2 separate regions of the Homo sapiens genome follow, and region 2 is linked to region 1. A link is a loop called in an ENCODE intact Hi-C map of the cell type or tissue named here. Cell type or tissue: heart left ventricle. All regions are shown on one strand. Links, peaks and the distances in the headings refer to the core of each region. The heading gives the core; the rest is flanking DNA. Region 1 overlaps COPS8-DT (COPS8 divergent transcript). Region 2 has its middle 94 kb from the start of ACKR3.

Evidence for each region. A loop is a pair of places that touch in the nucleus more often than their neighbours do. Peaks named below come from ENCODE experiments on the same cell type or tissue, not always from the same donor. Only the 100,000 strongest peaks of a DNase experiment are listed, where the experiment ranks them.
Region 2: a loop joins it to region 1, with 2.5 times the contacts of the local background. A loop is called at or near these places in 3 of 110 quality-filtered maps.

What each region holds. Positions count from the first base shown.
Region 1 is chr2:236,971,902-236,983,061 of GRCh38, reverse strand. The region is part of intron 1 of COPS8-DT (COPS8 divergent transcript); the gene reads left to right. Among named protein-coding and RNA genes, the nearest start is that of COPS8-DT, 110 kb to the left of the region's middle. In heart left ventricle, for the core only: no CTCF peak of the experiment used is centred there; no DNase peak of the experiment used is centred there; H3K27ac peaks cover 1,387 bases.
Region 2 is chr2:236,658,311-236,669,470 of GRCh38, reverse strand. No RefSeq gene overlaps it. Among named protein-coding and RNA genes, the nearest start is that of ACKR3, 94 kb to the right of the region's middle. RefSeq lists an enhancer at 7,633-8,309. In heart left ventricle, for the core only: no CTCF peak of the experiment used is centred there; DNase peaks (open chromatin) are centred at 5,519, 5,660 and 6,000; H3K27ac peaks cover 2,373 bases.

The DNA.
Region 1 (11,160 bases), core at 1,927-9,926:
GATTTCATTTCATTTCTACAAACTCATACATTTCCTTCTTCCACACTGCTCAAAGTTTGCCTTTTCTAGGAAGCTATTTGGTACTTCTTAATCCTGCTCTATCAGTCTGCACAGGCTGCACAATTCAACACAGGAGTATTTGGTCTGTGCTCTGGGGCTGGGCAATACTTTAACTAGTGAGTCATTGCATTATATGGCACTGAGAAGCAGTTGTACCCTTATCTCATCTGGGCTTCACCACAGTGCTATATGAATTGGGCAGAGTAGACACTATCATGTCCATTTCAAAGATGACAGAACTGATGCATGGAGGGCTGCCGTTCCCTGGCTGGCCCTATGAGAGGAGTGGTGGGATCTGGAGCTGGGCCTTCCCCTTCTCCAGCTGTCTTGTACCCCAAGGAAGGATCTGGTGCTTCATCTCCTTGGAATCTCCTCTCAGGCATCTGCTCTTCCTGGACCCACCAAGACACTCCAGTGCTCTCACCAAAGCTGAACAGGACTTTGCTCAATAAAGCTTCTCGATTATGATACTAATAATGCAGCATTGATAATGGATAGATAGGACACTCTGCTGTGAATCAGAGGGATGGGTTGTCTCCACATTCACTGAAGAAGGTGCTTCATCATCTGCGCAGGTGTCAATCTTTAAGCACAGCCTGAATGCCACCTGCTGTTGCTGCTTCTGCTGACTGCTGCCTACTGGCCACTGGTTCTGTGGGCTCTGTGGTACAGAGATGGAAACATCCTTTCTCCACTGGGGCGTCTCATTGTGACCAGGACTAAGACAGGGAAACAACCAGAGGATAGTGGGATCAGAGCTGTTGACGGCACACACAGGATGCTGTGCAAATCCACAGATGAGAAGCTGGGTGAACTATGTGATGATGTTCATCTTCATTTTGCCTTCCAAGATCCCCCAGGAGAAGGAAGCAAGGATACACCTAGCAAGATCCATAGATGCTCTCCAAAACATGTTTATCTCACCTACTTTTCCATTCCCATTGAGGTGGTCCAGGCCCAAGGCCTGTAACCCCCAGCCAGAGTGCGGTGCCCTCCCCAGCCTGGCTGCCTCCTCCAGCCCTGCACTTCCCCTGCACTGGCACATGGCTGCCAGCCTGGCCTCCAGCACAGTCTACTCTTCCCACAGCCTCCTCCACAGGCTGTCACAGCTCCTGCAGCCTTCAGCAGCATTTCCCTACTTTTTTCTCACTGCAAAGCTACATTTGGCCCCAAAGTGTCTTGGCAACATGACCTCACAGGGAACAGAGGCAGCTGATACAGATTTGTTTCTTTGATCAGGCTTTAGCCTAAGCTTGATGTAGTCAGGAAAACCCTCTCTGGGCTGGTGGCCTGGGGCCACATGGGCACTGCACTGTCTTCCTTCAAACTATGGGTGCTCACATGGGGGAACATTCCAGGCATTTGCTTCCCGTGTTAAACAGGACCGTCTACAAAGGCAATGGTGGTGTCTATCCTGTTCACCATGACAGGCTGCATTGAGCAGAGGATGGGGCCCGTGGCTGGTGTTTCCTAGGGGGCAGCTATCCAGCTACTGGTTCCAAGATGATTCTCTGCATTTGGAGGTCTCTGTCCAGGACATTCAGGCTCCCCTGTGTCAGATTTTATGCTAGAAGCAAAAGGAAATTCAAACAGGTTTGAAATGACAGGTTGGTGGCTTATAGGTTGGTGGAGGAGACAGACTTTATTAACAAGAGCTTCAAGTCTGGGCTCCTGTGTGCCCCTGCAGAGCACGAGGCCATCTCTCATGCTGGGGTGCCTCTCTACCACCATTGCCCCATGCAGCAACTCCTTCACTGGCATTTTCTGTGACTATTCTGAGTAAGTTTGTTGAAGCTAGTATTTGTTGAACACTCATCTGAGTCAGACACTGTACAGGCAGTTTCATGCCCGATCCATACAAGAGCTCCAGGTCAGAGGAAAGAAGGTGAGAGTTGGAGATGTGAAGTCACTTGTCTAACTAATGTCCAGCAGAGAGAAAATGGGAGAGGCTGCAATGGAGAAAGGTCTGTGTGATGCTGCGACCAAATATGCTTCAGTTACAGAGAACAGAGTCATGCTTGCCAGTTTAGATAGGGATTTACCTCTGTTACAAAATTGATAACAGAATCATTGAGGAGCTGAAGAATGATCCTAGGTGAGCCTCCAGGACCAACTATGACGCCACAGAAGTAGGCTGTTAAGGAAACTGCCTGTCGAGTGGGGCCCCCAAGATGTCATTGCTGCCTCCAGAATGCTGCCCTCCACCCACTGAACTCAGTTCTGAATGCAAGTCTTAAACAGTGTTTCTAATTGGCATGAGATCAATTGCAACCAGAATCTTGGCTATAAGGATATCTGGGAAGTAGTGTTTTTAGCTCTCTAGCCTCTGTAGAGCAAAAAGGCACATTCAATAGAGTCGGAGAAAAGAAATCTTGGGCAAGGTAAGTCAGAGGTAGCCTCAAATATCAGTCCAACATTAAATGGTGATTGTGTGTGTGTATGTATGTGTCTGGTGTGGTGTGAGTTTGGGTGGGGTGGGGGTGATCGTGTGTGTGCACTCTCTCTACCCTCCTTCCATGCATATGCATCCAGGAGAAAGGGGTCCACCTTCCCTCCTTCTGGCGCATGCCCCCGTATTTCATCTTATCTAAAGATCTTTGTATCCTGCCAACCTTCTGACTGTGGGGGCCACTGCTCACTGCCTATCCCGAAGGCATTCTCTACTTCCTTACTTCAAACACCCAATATACACTCTCCCTTTTTCCTGGTGACAGAAGGCCAGTGTATCTCAGAATGTGTCCAGGACCTCTTGCAGCTCAGGATAGACTTACAAAATAGTTCTGGCCAAGAAGATTTAAGTAGAAGTTTAAAAGGTGAAGCTTATAGAAAAGCTATTGCTTTCCTAATTAAAAGGGACCGTTAGCTTGCATTTCCTTTTGATTTTTGTCCTTTCCTATTCGTTCTTACTACCTGGAAATGTAACATGTTGCCTAGAGGTGGAGCACCTATCCAGTGAGGCTGTGAGGAAGGCCTTATACCAAGAATAGGAGAAAGCTAGAAGGAGCCCATACCTCTGACTGCCCTTGACTGCCCACGCAAGAACTCATGCTGGAAAAACAAAGCCCTGTTTAGGTAAGCTCGTGTGTGTTTAATTTTCTGTTTTTCTGATACTGATGAACCCCAAAGAGTCTTCCCTGAACTCAATGTTTGTATACTTAGTTCCATGGCCTAATGGAATTTCAGGGTCAAAACAGGGTTTAGAGATCACTTAGCTATAGTCATATACTGCCTTGTAGATTATTAGCATTCGATGTATATGTGTCTAGTCTACATGGTTAGTATTAAGCTCTCTGAGGATGGAAATTACATGCACATTTAAATGTTTGTGTTAAAAATGTTTCTCAAAACCTTGCTAAGTGAATGAATCCACAGAACCCTTGGCAATGTTTCTGGAGAACTTATTTTTGAAAGTACACGGATTATATGAAAAATTTGGGGAGGATAGAAAGAAAAAGAAAAATCTTATGGAAAGGTTAAATTTTGAAACTCTTTCTTGAATTGTTAAAATAAAATCCTTAGCCAAATTAAATTTAACAGAGTTTATTTTATTTTATTTTATTTTTGAGATGGAGTTTTGCTCTTGTCACCCAGGCTGGAGTGCAGTGGTGTGATCTCGGCTCACCGCAACCTCTGCCTCCCAAGTTCGAGGATTCTCCTGGCCCAGCCTCCCAATTAGCTGGGATTACAAGCATGCACCACCACCTCTGGCTAATACTTTGTCTTTTTAGTACAGACTGGGTTTCACCACGTGGGCGAGGCTGGTCTCGATCTCCTGGCCTCAAGTGATCCTCCCACCTCAGCCTCCCAAAGTGCGGCGGTTACAGGCACGAGCTACAGCGCCCGGCCTAAATTTAACAGAGTTTAATTGAGCAAAGAATGATTCATAAATCAGGTAGCCTCCAGAGCCAGAGTAGGCTCAGAGAGTCCAGCACAGCTAGGTGGTGGAAGATGATTTATAGACAGAACAAAGGAAAGTGATGTACAGAAGATGGAAGTGAGGTACAGAACTGGCCAGATTGGTTACAGCTCAGCATTTGCCTTATTTGAACACAGTCCAAAGAGTTGACCACCATAGATTGGGCAAAACTCAGTGATTGGCACAAGAGTAGGTTACAGTCTGTTTGCACTTCCATTTAGGTTATAGCTCACGATGTACAGAGAAACCTTAGGCCAAACTTAAAATATTGGCTGGTGACATTACTTTTAATGGCAAAAACTGCAATTACTTTTGCACCAACTTTTGCACCAATAGGTAAGGAGGCAGTTTTAGGCTAAAGTCAATTTAACAGATTTATTCTGAAAACTTGCTTTATCTGTTGCCACATAAAAAACAACCTCCAGGCTGGGCGTGGTGGCTCACGCCTGTAATCCCAGCACTTTGGGAGGCCGAGGCGGGCAGATCACTTGGGGTGGGGAGTTCGAGACCAGCCTGACCAACATGCAGAAACCCCATTGCTACTAAAAAATACAAAATTAGCCAGGTGCAGTGGCGCCTGCCTGTAATCCCAGCTACTCAGGCTGAGGCAGGAGAATCACTTGAACCCGGGGGGGCAGAGGTTGTGGTGAGCCAAGATCACGCCATTGCACTCCAGCCCAGGTAACAAGAGCGAAACTCCATCTGAAAAACAAAACAAAACAAAAAATCAATCTCAAAATGTAGCAGATTCAAACAACCATGGTTTTATTTGTTCTTGATTTTCTGGGGCTAGAATTTGGGATGATGTTTCTTCTGCTTCACGCAGGTTGGCTGGGATAATTCACTCGGCTGCATTCAGCTGGTGCCTGGGCTTGGCTGGGAGGCCAAGAAGGCTTCACTCACAAGCCCGCCCGTGTGTGCTCCTGCTTCTGCCAACTTCTATTGGTCAAAAAGGTTGCAGGACCTGCCTGAATTCAAGGGAAGGGGAAATAGACTCTTCTTAAGGAGAGACAGCAAAGCCACAATACAAAAGAACATGTGTGATGGCAGAGAGTGCTGTCACCATCTCTGGAGACAAATCTACCACTCTAACTTTCACTTCTTTACAAGCTGAGATTACCCTGCAAATTGGAATTTTTATATGTGAGGAAAAATTAATATTTATAGGATCCCTACCATATGCTGAGTGCTGTGCTAACTACTTTCACGTAGAATTTCTCCTTTGCTGCGACCTATATTTTCTGTAGACCTAATCTCTGGGTTCATTTGAACCATCTGCTGATGGAAAGGCAGTAGCTCATAGCTGGTCCGTCCATAAAGGAGGATGCATGACAATTCCGACAGGTGGAACCTCTCTAGCTTCCTTCCACACGCAAGAACAACCCTAAACTTGTTCTCTTTGTCCCTGGGGATCACGGGATACCGACTTGCATTCCTAAAACAGCTCATATCACACTGTTGTTCATTTGGCCTCCCAGGGGATGGAGGCTTATCTCTTTAGAGATTCTGTTATTATTGAAAAGAAATCATTTCTATGACTCTGGGTATCCAACTAAAACTTGTACAAACAGAAGATATTGGATGGGCAGCTCCCTGGCAACTCCCTCCTATTCAACTGTAATACGCCCTCCTCCAGCTATTCAGAAACTACAAACTAAGGCGGTAGCCCCATGATGTCTGTATAAGAACTGATGACAGGCACACCCAGAGGCTTACAGGGTGTTTGTACGGAACATCAGCCCTGCGGGACCTTCCTGATTTATCCCTTTTGAAACTCTTGACTGTGCTTCAAAAGTAAAGAATAAAACAATAACCTGCCTGTGTACCACAGGGCAACTCTACTGCAGTAAAAACAGCAGAGGCAGGGAAATTGCATCCACCAGAAATTAACCTGCAGTCAGAGGAGAGTTGTGACATCAGCAGAGTTGGTGTCTCTGGAGTCAAAAGGGAAAGTTCTGGGACCTTCTAGCAGGGAGGTCGTGGAAAAGGCAGGAGCGGCCCCAGATTTCTAATAGGGGCAATTTGCTTTTAAATGTTGTAGACACTTTAAGAGTAGTGTAGGGATTTCAAACGTTTATTAGGCAAATGAGGAAAGAGAGGCCCAAGTGGGTGAGGCAACTTGACCAGGGTCAGTGAGCTGGAGTGTGGCAGAGCAGCTTCTGGACCCCAAGTTTCCTCATCTCCAGCCCAGCCCTCTTTCCAAATACACCCTTCCTCCAACCCTGACTTTTCTGCCCAACTAATCTTTACCAAGTGACCCTGAAGTGGTGAAGGGGAAAATTCCACTTGGTCAGAGCGTGGAGAACAAGGAGGAGGGGGAAGGGAAGGGACAAGGTCAGGGGTTTCTGAGGGATCTTTAGGCAGCCTCAAGCTGGAAGGTGTGTGTGGTGGGCAGGGGAGGTCTCTCTAACACCTCCTACCTCTCCTGATAGCAATAGAGGAGGAAAGGAGTCATTCCTGGCCAGATCGAGGGAGGCCTGCAGCAGCCGGGCCTTCAGGGACGCAGCCGTGTCTAGTGGTTGGAATCTGGTCTCCCATCAAACTGACACAGAAAGACAGAAAAGTCTCTTTGACTGTGAGGTCCTGGTGAGGACACATCTGTGTGAACTTGAGCAACCCAGGGAAGAGGAAGACAGTGGAAAATAGTGCCTGGAAGACAAAGAGAAGAGAATAGAGGCCAGTCGTTAGTCACAATTATTGCAAAAGATCATTGTTCATCTGAAATCACCTCCCTCTTAAATGCAGGTTGGGGCATTTATGAGTGAATTTGTACGTGTGAATATTGCAGAAATAGACAGCTAAGGGCAGAATTCCCCTTGGCCTTGTCTTTGGGACTGTGCTTTAGCAGAAAAGAAAAGAAACAAAAGAGAGCCACGATTGGTTTGTAACTCAAAGGATAAAGGCTAGAGGGGATGGATACCTCATTCTCCACGGTGTGCTTGTTTCACACTGCATAGCTGTATCAAAACATTCACATAATCCATAAATATATATACGCACTATGTACCCACAAAAATTAAAAACTAAAAATGAAAAGGAGAACAACAACAAAACCCCAAAGAGAGCTACTTCCTCTGCATTAGAAATACATAGGAAACTCAGTGTCGAGAGAGAGTGAGGAGAGGGAAAGCGGAGGAGGAAAGAACAGGAAGGAGATCCTGAGACGCACACTCAAGCTTTGGGGTTAACTGAAGGGCTTTTTAACTAAAGGAAGATCTGACATTAAGATGCCAGGAATGCTGGCCCAGACCCCTTTCTGGCTCCTAAATATTCAGTAGGATCTGTGCTGCCCCTACCAGCCTTGAGGATTTTTTTAAAGGGTAGGTTAGGTGGGGTGGACAGAAGGGAAAGAGGTAGAGTCTCACTCTGGCTAAACTTGGTGAGAGGGAGAGAGGGTCTGCTGGACAGTAAGATGCTTCTTCAACTGGATTGATTCAATGGACTCAGGGCTTGGCTTGGGAGCTCCTAGGAATGACCCATCGTTTGAGGAGCTCACTCGTAGGGGAGGGAAGGTCAAGTCAATGTCATCTCCAGCCTAAGAGCCGAGGAACCCCAAATGATGTATTGTTTTGTAGATTGATATGGTTCATTTAGTAATGATAGTTCTAGAACTTTCTACCCATCTTTTGGTGGTCCTGAGGTCCAGGGCTGTGCTTACAGAGACCTTAGCCTGGACAAGTCTTGGCTGGATAGACACTCCTTGCACCAAGAGGCAGGAATTCTATATTAATTCTGTTCTAAACAGCCTTGTGCCTGGAGTGCCTTTGTAACCACCCAGCAGGTTCTTCCTGCCTGCTGTACAAAGAAAATCTACTCACTGAGATTGGTACAGATCCCATGAGTGGAGGAACACCAGGGTTCTTCATCTCACGTTGAATTAGATAAAATGACATGGACACACATGGAGTGGTTTTAAGGAGCAGAGAGTTTAATAGGCAAGAATGAAGGAAGAAGCTCCCCCATACAGAGACAGAGGGAGGGGTGCTCCAAAGCCGAGAGAGGAAACCCTGTGTGCAGCGGAAATGTGTCTGCTTACGTGAGGAAGCTGGAGAAGGTGGTGCCTGATTTGCGTAGGGCTCAGGGGATTGGTTTGACCAGGTAGGTCACTCACGTAGCCCGTGAAAAAACTGGTCCTCCTGCTCTAGCCTTTTAATATGCAAATGCAGGGTGCCATGATGTTCTACACGTGTGGGCATAAAAGGGGGCGGCCATGCTGTCAGGCACATGTGGGGGCAAGGGCAAGAAGAAGAGAGGGGGAATCTCCATGTTTGGGGGTACCCAGTTTCTAATGGCCTGCATTTGCATATCAAAGGTTGCCAGCCCAGCTCTAAGACCAGGGGCTTTCCTGCCAGACAAGAAAACTTTTCTGGAACTGCTTTAAAAGAAACAAAAACTTTCCAAGGACCCCTTTTCCTCTCTATCTGCCTAAAATAATTTCTTAATAACTCCTATAATAAGATCACAGCATTGCAGTAAAGAAAGAGTTTAATTGATGTGAGGCCAGCCCGGCCACCCCACATGGGAGATGGAGTTATTACTCAAATCAGTCTCCATGAAGGCTTGGAGGCTAGGGATTTTTCAAAGATAGTTTGGTGGGCAGGGGGCTGGAGTAGGGGGCAGGCTGATTAGTTGGGTTGGAGATGCAGTCATAGGGAATAGAAGCTGTCCTTTTGTGCTGAGTCAGTTCCTGGGTGAGGGCCATAGGATTGGTTGGCAGGTCCAGGTGGGGGTCATCAGTGTGTCAGAAATGCAAAAACCTAAAAAGACATCTCAAAAGGCCAATCATAGGTTCTGCAATAGTGATGTTATCTGCAAGAGTAATTGGGGAAGTTGCAAGTCTTATGACCTTTGGAATAATGGCTGGTAATTATTTAGAATTCAAGCCCTTCTCATCCTCCTAACTTGGTGGTCTTTCATTAGTTTTACAAGAACTGATGAGACCTAGAACTAATGAAACCAAGAACCCTAACCCTAAGTTGAGTTTAGGGGAAGGGCTATCATTATTTAAACTGGAAACCAAATTTCTCCCAAATTAGTTTGGCCCACGCCCAAGAATGAGCAAAGACATCCAGCCAGTGAGGCTAGAGGCAAGATGGAGTCAGGCATGTCATATTTCTCTCACTGGCATAATTTTGCAAAGGTGGTTTCACCTTCCCCACTCCCAGCATTCTCTCTGTCGCTCCCCTCCCTCCCCGCAGACACTTATGTAATTCTGTTGTGAAGTTTCCGAAATCCTACCGTCAGCTGAAGAATGACAAGGTTCATGCATTTGGAAAGGAGAGCTTTATTTCTCCTAAAGGGTTGTATCCTGCAGGGTGGCCATTCTGATAGGCTGGGAAGCAGAGCCTCCGGCCAGAAGCTGGAAACAGGCACTTTGAGGGTGGAGAAAATAAGACAGGAATTTATGCTGAAGCAGGTGGCCAAATATACATATTCAATAAGTATAAGAGGAGTCATGAATATTTATGAAATATTTATCCCCTGGCTGCCCCTTGCTGAAAAGACTGGGAGAGTGAGCATTTAGCTCTTTCAGTCTCCTCTTGGAGTCAGGAAAAAGAGAAGTGATTTGGGAATGGACGTTAGGTTTGCCAAACCAGAGTCCACTATCCCTTCCCAGATTGATCCCAAGGCACTGTGGCCATATGGCCAAGATCAGAAGGAAACAGACAGAGATTCAAATGCATACGTGCACAAGCTCACACACATGTGACAACACAACCTCTCAACCATGAAGCAAGTTTAAAAGAAAAAGGGTTCTTTTCCTTTACCACCCTCAGCTTGCTTTCTGATTTGGGAAAAAGCCACAGCCTCTCAACTTGGAGGTTTTCCAGCCCGTTACCCAAATAGAAAAGAATAATGCTATGAAAATAAAGCCAGGTGGACGTGGCAAGGTGAGCACCAGGGGCCAAACCTATGATCTTCTATTGATTCGGAAACAAACCTCAGAGTGTGGCATGAAGAATAATCATGATAATGAAATAATAGCTGTGTTGTAAGAATGCAAAGTTGGATGCTAACATTTGTCTGAGATCATGAAGAAGAGGAATGGGAAGTTCATGACATCTGTGAAGTTAGTGACTAAGGCTGTATGGTAAGGAAAGACCTTGGGGATTTCAGTGAAATTCTGAATTCAAAGAGCATGATGAATGTGGGGTGGGGCTGTGAGGCAGACAGCAGAGAAACCTGAGAGCAGATGAGGCTGGGAGGAGGAGCTGCCCCCGGTCAGGAGGAGGGAGGGCCCGGCTCGGGGAATTCTGTGGGCAGAGTCCAGGGATCTGCTGGTTACAGTCGTGATGGATATGCCATGACCTTCGTACCAGGAGGGGCTGAGCTGGGGCAGTGCACAGGCAGCGGCTTCCTCAGTGACCCCAGAACTTGGAAGAAAGGCAGCGGTCTCCAGGGGAGGTTGGTGGTGAAGCCAAACTAGAAGTGCTAGGAGAGTGAGAAAAGCCAGGTCGGTCTCCAAACATACAGCACCCTCAATGCACAGAGATGTTGCCCTCAAAGACCCTTGTCCTGCTGTGAAATGCCTTGCACCCTCCAGGGCTGCTGGCTGAGTGCTGAGGGAAGTGTCCCAAAGAAGGGAAATGTCAAGAAAACAGGGTCCCGGGGAAGCCTCCATTGTTGTTTGGCAAATGGCCCATCCTTTGGGGGACAAAAGGATGAAATAAGGGAAGCAGCAACAGGTCAGGCCCACAGCCTCCTGCTCGGCTCACCCTGAGCCAGCCTTGGTGATAAGAAGGCAGAGGTGGCGATGGTATCTGATGCATCTGACCCCATAGACATGCGGTCGAGGTGGTCCCGAGGCCCCTGGAGGCCCCACCATGTGGAGTTGGGAAAGAAAACGGGCAGGAGGCAGATGTTTTTGACTCAGGACTGGGTTTCGTCAGCCTCGGCGTGAGCCCATCCTGGGCTGGTGGGCTGGCAAAAAAGAAACCGGGTTTTGAGGCAAGAGCTAACTCCAGGACCTCAATGTTGGAACACAAAAAACCCCTTCCTAGCTGGTAACGCTCAGCCCTCATTTCCTGCCACCACACACATTCTGCCCCGGGAAACGCACGTTATAGGAAAGAATGCTTTCGGGCAGTATCGGGGAGAGGAGGGGGGCGGATCGGCTGAAACGCGAGCATGAGTTGGAATCACAGGTGCAGAGTTTGTGCCCCTTCCTCCTGGGAACGCCTCTG
Region 2 (11,160 bases), core at 1,925-9,924, 310 kb after region 1:
CCGAGGCATGCAGATCACGAGGTCAAGAGATCGAGACCATCCTGGCCAACATGGTGAAACCCCGTCTCTACTAAAAATACAAAATTAGCCAGGCATGGTGGCACACTCCTGTAGTCCCAGCTACTTGGGAGGCTGAGGCAGGAGAATCGGTTGAACCCAGGAGGTGGAGGTCTCAGTGAGCCAACATCATGCCACTGCACTCCAGCCTGGCAACAGAGTGGGACTCCGACTCAAAAAATAAAAAAGAGGCCCCTTGGGGCACAGAAGTCAGGAGCTCCAGAGCATGATAAGGTCTTGGTCCTTATCACCTGGACCACCGACCCATGAGAGTTAGTAGCAGCTAGCGATGGAGTGGCTCCAGGTGTCAGGAAATGCCAGGTGATACCGTATAATAACCTAGCCCCACATCTCAGCCTAAACAAGAGGGTGTTTCTCACTTAGACACATGTCCCCAGAGGGACAGCTGGGGCTCTCAGCCACTCCAAGAACCAGGTCGATGGAGCAGCCTCCATCTCAAACTGGGCTCAGGGAAAAGAGGGTCCTGGAGGGCCTTACCTCGGCAAATAAATGCCCCACTCCCAGATGATGCACATCTGCTCACAACTCTGGACTCATCGCGTGGCCCCACCGACCAGATGGACATTAGAGGTACAATCCCAGCAGGCCCCAGAAGGCAGCAGGGGACACCACTAGCTGCCCCTCCAGAGGCCTTCTGCACTCCAGCGAGAAGCTGCCCTGTGGCCTGGTATTTGCAGTCGCAGCTGCTCCCTGCCTGGCCTTCTCCTCGTAGATGGAATATCGGAGAAGTTATCACCAAATCTCCAACCTCCCCTCCAGCTGCCAGCTCCAGCAGAATGACAGGGGCAGTTTCCCCAGGTGGGCAGAGTTTGGGTTCTGCCAAGAACACAGTGAATTTAAACACCACCAACTTGTGTGGCTGGCTGAACCACAATAGAAAAGCCCAGTGCCTGCATCCCGGGGTGTGCAAATTTACTCAAGTGTGTGCCGTGACCTACAGGTCACTCCAAACTTCCACTGTAACTTCAACCTACAAGAAAATGATTCATCCTTGATATCCTAAGGAGAAGACTTAAATGGAGCATGAGACAGAGATGTCCTTCATCTTGAACTGTTATTTCTTTCTTTCTACTAAGTATAGCAACACAATTCCATCAGTAAATGTAGAAATTCCTCATTGAGTAAGAACTCTCAGCCACAAAGCACTGTCTGTCTGTAATTACATTTAACCCTCACATTGTAGTTGCAGACAGCAGTCTGCAAGCCCCATCAAGGTTGAGTGATAAGTGGCCTCAAATCATTCCAGTGACCTTCCCTTCGTCTCTCCCAGGTTACTTTTGCCATTTGATCCAGATTCAACAAGACCAGTTCCCACTAGCCCAGAGGCACCCAACCAGTGGCTGGAAGGTTGAATCCAGCTCCCAAAAATGTTCTGTCTTCACTATTTTTAAAAATTCAATTAGTTGCCAATATTTTTATGATTAATTTTAATTGGAAATTTTTTTTAAATTTTCACATTTTAAGATATACAGATATCTGGCTTCCCCTGACAACCAAAGTGATCCAAAGGCCCTGGGTTTGTATCTCTGCTTGGAGAACATCAGATGGAGCCAAGGGGCTGGGCCTGGGTCATCTTCCTCCACTCCCCAGCCCTCCCATGCCACCCACTCCTCCCTGTGACCTGCCTGGCCTGCGACAGCTAAGGCTGTGGCCCCTGGAGGGTGGTGCCATGAAGATGTGCTCTTGATACCCCAGCCCCCAGCCCCCAGCGTGATGCCTGGCTTGTGGCGGGGGCCAATGGTGCTCGTTGAATGAATGATTGAACTAGTGGGTATTCACTTAGAGAAACATGCTGGACCTTTCCATCAGGAACTTGTGCTGACACCTCAGCTCAGTCTCTTACAGGGTTTTTGGCCATTTGTGTATAAAAACATACATAAAGTCTGTTGGAAGGTAGGGAAGATACACAGGGGACTGTGCCCAGCTTGGCAAACCTCTTGGTACCTCGAGTTGTCTGGCTGCTCAGGTGAACGGAGAGGTCCTCCCTGCATCTCAGCCCATCCTTGGGGTAAGCCGAGGCAGTGACCAGAACTACTCTCGTCCTAACACCTGTTCTCTCAGAGAAGTCACCTGTGGGCAGGTGGGTATCACAGGCAAAATTCACCCCATTAAAGGCAGGAGAAGCTATAATCCCAGCACTTTGGGAGGCCAAGATGGGTCAATCACTTGAGCCCAGGAGTTCGAGAATAGTCTGGGCAATATAGCAAAACCCCATCTCTACCAAAAAATACAAAAATTAGTCAGGTGTGGTGGCACTCACCTGTAGTCCCAGCTACTTGGGAGGCTGAGGCTGGAGAATCCCTTGAACTCAGGAGGCAGAGGTTGCAGTGAGCCAAGATCGCGCCGCTGCACTCCAGCCTGTGCTACGGAGCGAGACCTTATCTCAAAAAAAGACAGTAGAAGCCACCCTGGCCTTGGCTCTCCCGAGAATGCAGAGAATTCTTAGCAGCCGAGTTACCCACGGTACCAAGGACCTCGATCAGTTTCCCGTTGCTGCTGTAACAAATCACCACAACGTAGCCTAAAACAACCCACATTTACCATCTTTCAGTTCTGGAGGCCGCATGTCTGACATGGGTCTGCAGGGCTGAAGTCAACGTGTGAGCAGGACTCTGCTCTCTCTGGAGGCTCTGGGGAGAATCCAGTCCCTGCCTTTTCCAGATTCTCAAGGCTGCCTGCATTCCTGTGCTTGTGGCCTCTTCCATCTCCATAACCCACAGTTAGATCACGCTGTTTTCTGCTTCCATCCCCAAATCTGCTCTCCTGACCGACTCTTCGTCCTCCCTCTTCTATATTCAAAGACCCTTATAATGACATTAGGCCCACCTGGAAAATCCAGAATGACCTCCCTGTGTTAAGATCATCTGCTTAACAACCTCAAGTTCATCTGCAATGTTGCTTCCCCTCTGCCCTGTAACTAACATATCCACAGTTCCCAGGGATTAGTATGGGAACATCTTTGGAGGCTATTATTCTGCCCACCACAGTCATATTCCCAGGAGTAATGAGACAATGGAGAAGTCCTGCCTGCAGGAATTTTCATTCTAGCAAATACATCCCTGAGCAAACACAAACACAGATTACGGTAACGCAGTGCAACTGTGATTCCAACCAGCTGAGGCCAGTCTTGAAGGGAAAATAGGATGCAATCCATTAAACTCAAAGGACTCTTCATCAAGTGCTCACCATGTGCCAAGTACTACATCAGATGCTTGGAATAAGAGGATAAATAGGAGAGAGCTGCCATAACAGAGCTCACGGGTTAGTAGGGAACAGTCCCAGTGGCTGAGGCCTGGTGCCATCCACATTCTCAGGGCAGGTGGGGCGGGCAGGTGGAGAGACCCCAGGTTTCAAGCCATGTCTTTGGGTAAATTATTCACTTCTTTAAAACTCCACCAATTTAGCTGCAAAGTGGAGATGAGAATGGCTACTTCCGAGGGCGTGGTGGGAAGGGGGAGATACCGCAGGTGGTGCCTGATGCATCACTGCACAAGGCTATGTTGAGTCTTGTGGTCATGGTGGCCACGTGGTCATTGGGGTGGTGGCTGAATTTCCACGCAAGCCACATCAGAGCAGTTCCAGTCTGTGCTCCTGTCATTCCATCCTTGGTTTTCTCTCCCTCCTTTGATCTTACAGAAGCACCAACTTCTCCCTACCCCGTCATTCATATCGCTCATGACTCATCTGCCATCTTTTTTTTTTTTTTTTTTTTTTTTTTTTTGAGGCAGAGTATCACACTGTCGCCCAGGCTGGAATGCAATGGCGCAATCTCGGTTCACTGCAACCTCCACCTCCCAGGCTCATGAGATTCTCCTGCCTCAGCCTTCCGGGTAGCTGGGATTACAGGTGCACACCACCATGCCCAGCTAATTTTTTGTATTTTTTTTTTTTTAGTAGAGACGGGTTTTCACTATGTTGGCCAGACTGGTCTCGAACTCCTGACCTCGTGATCTGCCCACCTCGGCCTCCCAAAGTGCTGGAATTTCAGGTGTGAGTCACTGCGCCCTGACTCATCTGCCATCTTTTAACCTAAAGGAAGAGGAGAAAGGCAGCTCTTTGGACAGCTGTCTGGGAAGACCAGTCCTGCAGCCCCTTAAGGAGTTCTCCTTCCTGCTGAAATTGGCACTGTCTTTGGTGGCACCTCAGGCTGGCTGTACAAAGAGCGTGGTCCCACTTCAATTTGGCCAATTATTAGCTATGTGACCCCAGACTACCTGCATAACCTCTCTGGTCATCGCATATAATATCAGGAACTGGACCAGTCAGGTTTGCACATTTTATTTTTCTTTTCTTTAGCAGTGGTACCCTTTCTTCAGCAGAAATCTTGAGTAAAATGCAGTATGTGAAACCAGTCAGAAGGAGATGTCGGGGACCAAGAGCCCTGCCTCCTGGTGACCCATCACCTCCCTCCTGCTGTAGAACCCCTGAGCTGCCCTCAGAGGAGGCACAGGTTGAAAGGCTCCCACCTGAGTGGTCCTGGAAGCCCCTTTTGCACTAGGACTCCTTGAGCCTCTGCCTTCCAGACCCATGGGCTGTCCTGTGCTTTTTTTCCTGTTGGTTTTTTTGTTTGGTTGGTTGTTTTGTTTGTATGTTTTGTTTTGTTTCGTTTTGTTTTGTTTTTGTCGCCCAGGCCAGAGTGCAGTGGTGCCATCTCCACTCACTACAACCTCCACCTCCCAGGTTCAAGCGATTCTCCTGCCTCGGCCTCCCAAGTAGCTGGGATTACAGGTGCCCACCATCACGCCCGGCTCATTTTTGTATTTTAGTAGAGATGGGAGTTCACCACGTTGGCCAGGATGGTCTCAAACTCCTGACCTCAGGTGATCTGCCCACCTTGGCCTTCCAAAGTGCTGGGATTACAGGTGTGAGCCACCATGCCCGGCCTTTTCCTGTATTTAAATTGAGATTCCATATGGTTTTGTAGACCATTTAGAAATAATAATAATAATAATAATAACCCAGGGATGTGTGAAATGCTTCTGTATCCTCTTCTCCATTGTCAAGTTTGCCGTGATCTTCACTCGCATGATTGCACCGATCTTCACTCACACGATTGCACCGGGAGGCTGTTGCCTTAGTGCCTTTTCCAATTCAGACCAAGGACAGGCTTCTTCCAAGCCCAGTTGACAGCCCTAGGTCTACTCTGTCCCCTATCAATATCCTGTTTCTGTGTGTGGCCAAACAAAACAAAAAAAATCCCATGATTCACCCAGAAACTGTGCCTAATGATAGACAAATTAAATGTCTATAACTTGTTGTAATTACTTAATAAAGTTTGTCGAGCGCTTAAGAATCCATCTGGATGAAAGAAACATTGTTAATGTAAAACATGATTACAGCAACAACTACAATCATGCCAAAATTCCAGAGTCCCACCCCCTCAGTAAAGAGCATGAGCTGTGCCATTGGTATTCCGCCGCGGGATGCTGCCATGCAAACCAGCATCCCCGCCGGCTCCTGTGACATCTGCCCACCCAGGGTATTTGCTAACAAGAAGGATGGAGTGGGAGGTGTAAAGGAAAGAAGTGCAGTCCTCCAAAGTGAAATTATTCCCTTGTCTCCATTCTGTGAAAGCTCCGAGTCCAAGTGAGCTTGCTAAAATGTCAGCCACGTGCCTCAGTGATTAGGGCTGCGGTTTGGGCAGCCTGTCAAAGATTTTCCCAGGCGACGCTCAAGCCCCTTCTCAGCCCAGCGCAGGAGGTTTGGTGTTTTTACTGCAGGGCAGTCCAGAGTTTCTGGGAGAGCAAGTGATATCCTATAAGCCATCCACACACCTTCATTCCCCACATGCATCCTAAACTTTAAGTTAATGTTCTGCCTTTTCTTTTTCCCATTCAGGGAGATTCACATGTTTGGCCAAGATAGCCTGTCCCACTGACAGGACCGTAAAGCCAATCCAACTGGGAGGAGAGCCAGGGAGGCTGCGTTCGTGGACTTGAAGAGTCTAACAGGCCTGCTCCTGGAATTTCATCCCTCACTCTCCCCACTTCTCCCTCCAGCCCAGCGTGAACTTCACTCGTGCCAAAAAATCAACTGCATAAGAACAGGATTAAGCAGGAGGCTGGAGACGGAATTAAATAAAGTGCATGAATGAAACCTCAAGATTTTCTTAACTGTGAACTCACCAAGAGCCAACACAGCGGAGCTTATGAAATTTCACTAGGTGAGACTGTATGAGTGCTTCCGCACCAAGCCAAATTCAACCTCCCCATAGCTTCCCCCCAACATTTCTAAACCTGCCCTCTGGAATCATACCGATCAAACCTAATGTCTGAATGAATATGTTTATGCCCAGTGAAGCATAGAAGATGACTGCTGGGCATCCAAGTCTTCCCTTTCCCCAAATGAATTTTCGTGGGTCTCCTGTCCCTTGCCGCCCTGACAGTTCGCCACCCACTCATCACGTTGTGGGTCGACCCCAGTTTAGGGCTGCTGCTCCCATGAGTAGTTTCTTGAGCTGCTCTTTCCCTGGAGCTGTCCACTCTGATGCTGGAAGGGCTTCAATTTTGGGGTAGATCAGAGTTTCTCAAACTTAGCTCTATGGATCTTTTCACCCAGAGAATTATTTGTTCTGCGAGGTGGTCCTGTGCACTGTAGGATGTTTAGCAGCCACCCTGGCCTCTACCCACCAGATACCAGTAGCAACCCCCTCCCCGCAGTGACAAAAATGTTTCCAGACATTGCCAAGTGTCCCTTGGGGAACAGAGTCCCTCCTGACTGAGAACCACTGGGGTAGAATGTTTGATTAGGGTCCCCTTCAACTGAAAGGTTCTAACCATTCATGATTCCATGAACTGCCCACATTTTCTCAAATCATCAGCTCAGTTCAGATTGTGAAACCACTAAGAACACAAAACTACTTTTAAAAAAGGAGCTGGTGTTTTGAAAGTTCCCCATGAGTAATAAAAAGATGATGATGGTCAAGACAAAATTGCAAAAATGCCCAGTCCCCTTAAAATGAAAGCAGCAGGAAGAGCGGCAGCCCGGGGTGGAGGGAAGGGTTGGTGAAACTGAATTCCTGGAGGATTTCCCTCTTTGGCCAAGTGGGTTCATAGCAGAAGCTTAGCAAATGAACTTCACAAAATGTTCTTTCCACCCGAAAATGGTGGTCTCCTGTAATTTTAGCTGGTGAGAAGAGGGAGGAAATAAAGGAGCCAATGTTTAAATGAAATGAAATAGAATCGCTTAGAACCCTTCAGATCAATGGCTGGCTGGCTGAAGCAAAATCTTTTTTAAAAAAAATTGAGAGCCAGCCTTCTGACTCCTCATTGCTGGCTGAAATATGGCCAGAACTGTGAATTGGTTTAAAAGTTTAGGAGAAAGTCTGACCTGAGATTTCAAAGCATCCCATTTTAAATTGAAACTAATTCTTAAATCCACAGGAAGAAAGACCATGCCATCCACGTCCAATGCATTGTGAAATTTCATTCCCGGAGCCCAACATTGGATGTCAACTCAAGGAGATAATTCCTTCCCTTACTGGCTGCCTCTGAGGAAAACATCTGTTTGGCTTGATTTTCTTTTATATGTTCAGACCAGTGGCTAGGACTAACAGGATTGCTTCTAAACAAGCTCTTGCCCTGTTCTCTTTCCTCAAGCTTTTCTACCTGGACCTTCACTGTGAGGCCCACATGGGTGTGCGTGGGGACTGGGTGTGAACCAGCTTCCCCACTCACACCTCCTGAGGACTTTCTGTTGTCCCAGGAGCTCTTGTCTCTGTCTCAGTTCCAAATGCTGAGTAATTCTGAGCACACAAAAAGGACCCAGAGCAGAGAAACGTCCCTGGTCCCAGAACTCAACAAAACCAGAGTGTGAGTGAGAGAATCCCAGAGGCAAAGGCTAATGAGAAAGCAACCAAGCCCCCTGCAGTCCCTGGCCTACATTCCAAAGCCTTATTGTTTTCCAAAGCATTTCCTCCGAAGTGACCCATTTTACCCTCTGAGTCCCTAGTGATGGAGAAGGGCTGAGTAACTGCCTCCTCACTGTATTCCATTCTAGCCTAGGCAGCCATGTGCTGGACACTTAACCTCATGGGTGAGTGGGGTGGAAGAGCCCTGACTTATAGCACTTGCCGATTTTCATGGTGTCAGTACTCCCACTGTGGCCAATGTCAAACTACCAGTGTGAAGTCAACTAGCTCCCCCAATACCTGCAGATTTAACCACAGTTCTTGCAAGCAAGTGTGAGTCATCTCCAGCATTCCAGAGTCTAGGGCACCCTCCCCTGTGTAGCACCCACCCCCCTCTCAGAGCTCTGACATACCTTATTTACTCTTGTCTCATAAATGCCAAAGGGTTAAAAACATTTTTGGCTGGAGAACCAGACACTTTGGCTCTGTAAAAGGCAAAAGGGGAGTTTGAGTATATTTTAGTTTGCTTTTTTTTTCTTTAAATAAGAGAAAAGGTGACTGCAAAATAGTGCAGCAAACTCTAATGCACTCAACTGAGAGTTCTAAAAAATACACACTGTACCCTACATCAAACACTGCTAGATTCTGATCTCCCAGAAGAGGGAAAGGTGGTTTATTTTTCTTCAATTCTTCTCAACCAGAGAATGGCCTGCCTCATAAAATGAAGTTAATCTTTATTATACATCAGAATTGCTTTTACCCATTAATTTTTTATTGCAGCTGAATATTGATAATGTCTCCCAAAATAACTGATTCTACTTTACCTACTGTCATGAAATTATTTTATAATTTTAGATGTATCTTTAGTGACAGTAAGAACAAAAATAAGGTAGCTTTGTAGCTTGACTTGAAACATTAGGGTCACTGCTTCCTCAACATTTAAAAAATTACCACTTTTGATGAAATTACGGTCATAGGATTACAATGTGTGCTCTACTAGAATTCTCCAGAGCAAAAAGAAAAATTGAGCAAATGGGAAATTCAGGACTAACCATCAGGAAGAGAAATGGCTTAATATACATAAAAGAAACTCAATAATAACCTAGTCAGGCTAGGAAATGATCTTTAACATAACACATCAAATAACATAAACATCCAAATCAACCTGAAGCCCGTTCCTTCTCACTCGTGTTTCACCCTCATGCTTATGCCAGATCAAAAACAGCTGGAAAGAGTGGAGAAAAAAGGAAAAAAATGCCCATTCACCCCCCAAGAATTTCAAGGAGACAATGGGCATGGCTTTATCCTGATGGCTGATCAAACTGGGTCAATTTTTAATCCCTTCACTTAACCTAGGGCTCGGGGGTGGGGGGCAGAGAGGGGTGGGCAATGGGAGATAAGAATGACTTCAGAGCTGACTGCTGGACTCCCTCTCAAGCAAACTCACCAAGCGCTCTTAACTTGGAAGCAGCTCAGGTCATTCTGTAATTTGCTAGGCAGGTCTGCTATCATGCGTCATTTAATATAAAAGGCAACTCAAGAGCCAACACAGCAAGGTGGTGCCAAGACTCAGTCACCATTAATGTGCATATTAAAGGCCAGCAGACTGCATAGTTCAGTTACAGCACACAGTCATCAGTCATGTCTGCTGTAACCCAGAGACTCCCTGAGACAGCCCATAAAGCCATCTAACTCCGACGGTTTACAGAGGTTAACCTAAGAACAGTGATTACAGCCACAGAGTTGACACACGTAATTAGGTTAGAAAAGCTCTGTAAGTGAAACTGAAGACAGACTCTTATGGAAACAGATGTTTATCCCACTAATGCTGCTGGGTGTGTGCCGTGCAGTGTGTCTGTGCAAAGCTGGGGTGTGAGCATCCTTTAACTCTCTTGCCTGATTCCAACTCAGAGACCTCTGTGTCCTGGAACACGATTGCACTAGCCCGGGACCAGCCAACTGTGGCCCGAGAGGTCATGCCTACCTGGTGCCAGACTCCTCACCTTTCTTGCAACCTTAGACTTACACCAGGCAGGGAACAGATGGGAATCTCCTACAGAAAGACACCAGCACAGCCAGCATTGCCAAAGAAAATGTGGATAGTCAGAGCAGCATGGCATTCACTCCTTAACGCCCTCCAAAATGCCACTTTCTACTGCACAGGTGGAGAAGGAGCCAGTCACAGAGGAGGCTCCAAAAGCGGGGAAATGGGATAAGCTAGAGGAGGCAGCATGCAAGAGGCTGTCAGTGGGCCCTCCTCCCTTCTCATGTAGAGAAGGAAAAGAAATGGCAACATGGAAGAAAGTGGTGAATGAGAACAGGGGGAGATGCCAACACCTGACTCCGCCTCCACCACCTCCAAGCGGCTTTCGTTCTGGGTCACAAGTGGGAGAAAGAAATCCTGCCCCGCAAAAAGGGATCCTCACTGCTTCCCGGAGCAACCTAGCATGGAGCACTAGTTCTGCACACGCCCCTGGTTTCCTTAAGAAATGTAAGCTCCGGGAGGCTAGGGGAGGGATAGGATTAGGAGAAATACCTAACGTAAACGACGGATTGATGGGTTCAACAAACCCATATACATGTGCATTAGTGGGATATACCATGGCACATGTATACCTATGTAACAAACCTACACATTCTGCACATGTATCCCAGAACTTAAAGTATAATTTAAAAAAAAGTGGGAAACCAACAATCTAAGAATGAGGAGAAAACAAGGAGAATGACCCCCTTTTCTGTACTCTGTAGGTTTTATGGCACCTCTACTTGCCAGAGTAAAATGGAAGTAATATGGTCTTTGTGCACATTTACACTGAAAAAAGAGCCCTAAGGTTGATCTGTAAACTATAGAGTTCCTAGGTCCCCTTTTACTGTTTTATTTTCTGCCTGCTTTAAATCTGCTGTTACCTTTCTACTGAGATAAAAACCACTGTTTGTCTCTAATAGGTTTTTGTTTGTTTGTTTTGTAAGCTGGCAAATTTGTATTTATCTCACGGCTAAAGTACTGAAGTAAAAACTATAGAATCTTAAAAAGAAAGAAAGAAAGAGAGACAGAGAGAAAGAAGGAAGGAAGGAAAGAAGGAAGGAAGGAACGAAGGAAGGAAGGGAGGGAGGGAGAGAAGGAGAGAAGGAGGGAGAGAAGGAGGGAGGGAGGGAAGAAATGCAAGCTTCCCTCCAACTGGGTCCATTTTATTCCTCTCCCTTAGAGTTCAGAGATAATCCAAGTCTAGTAT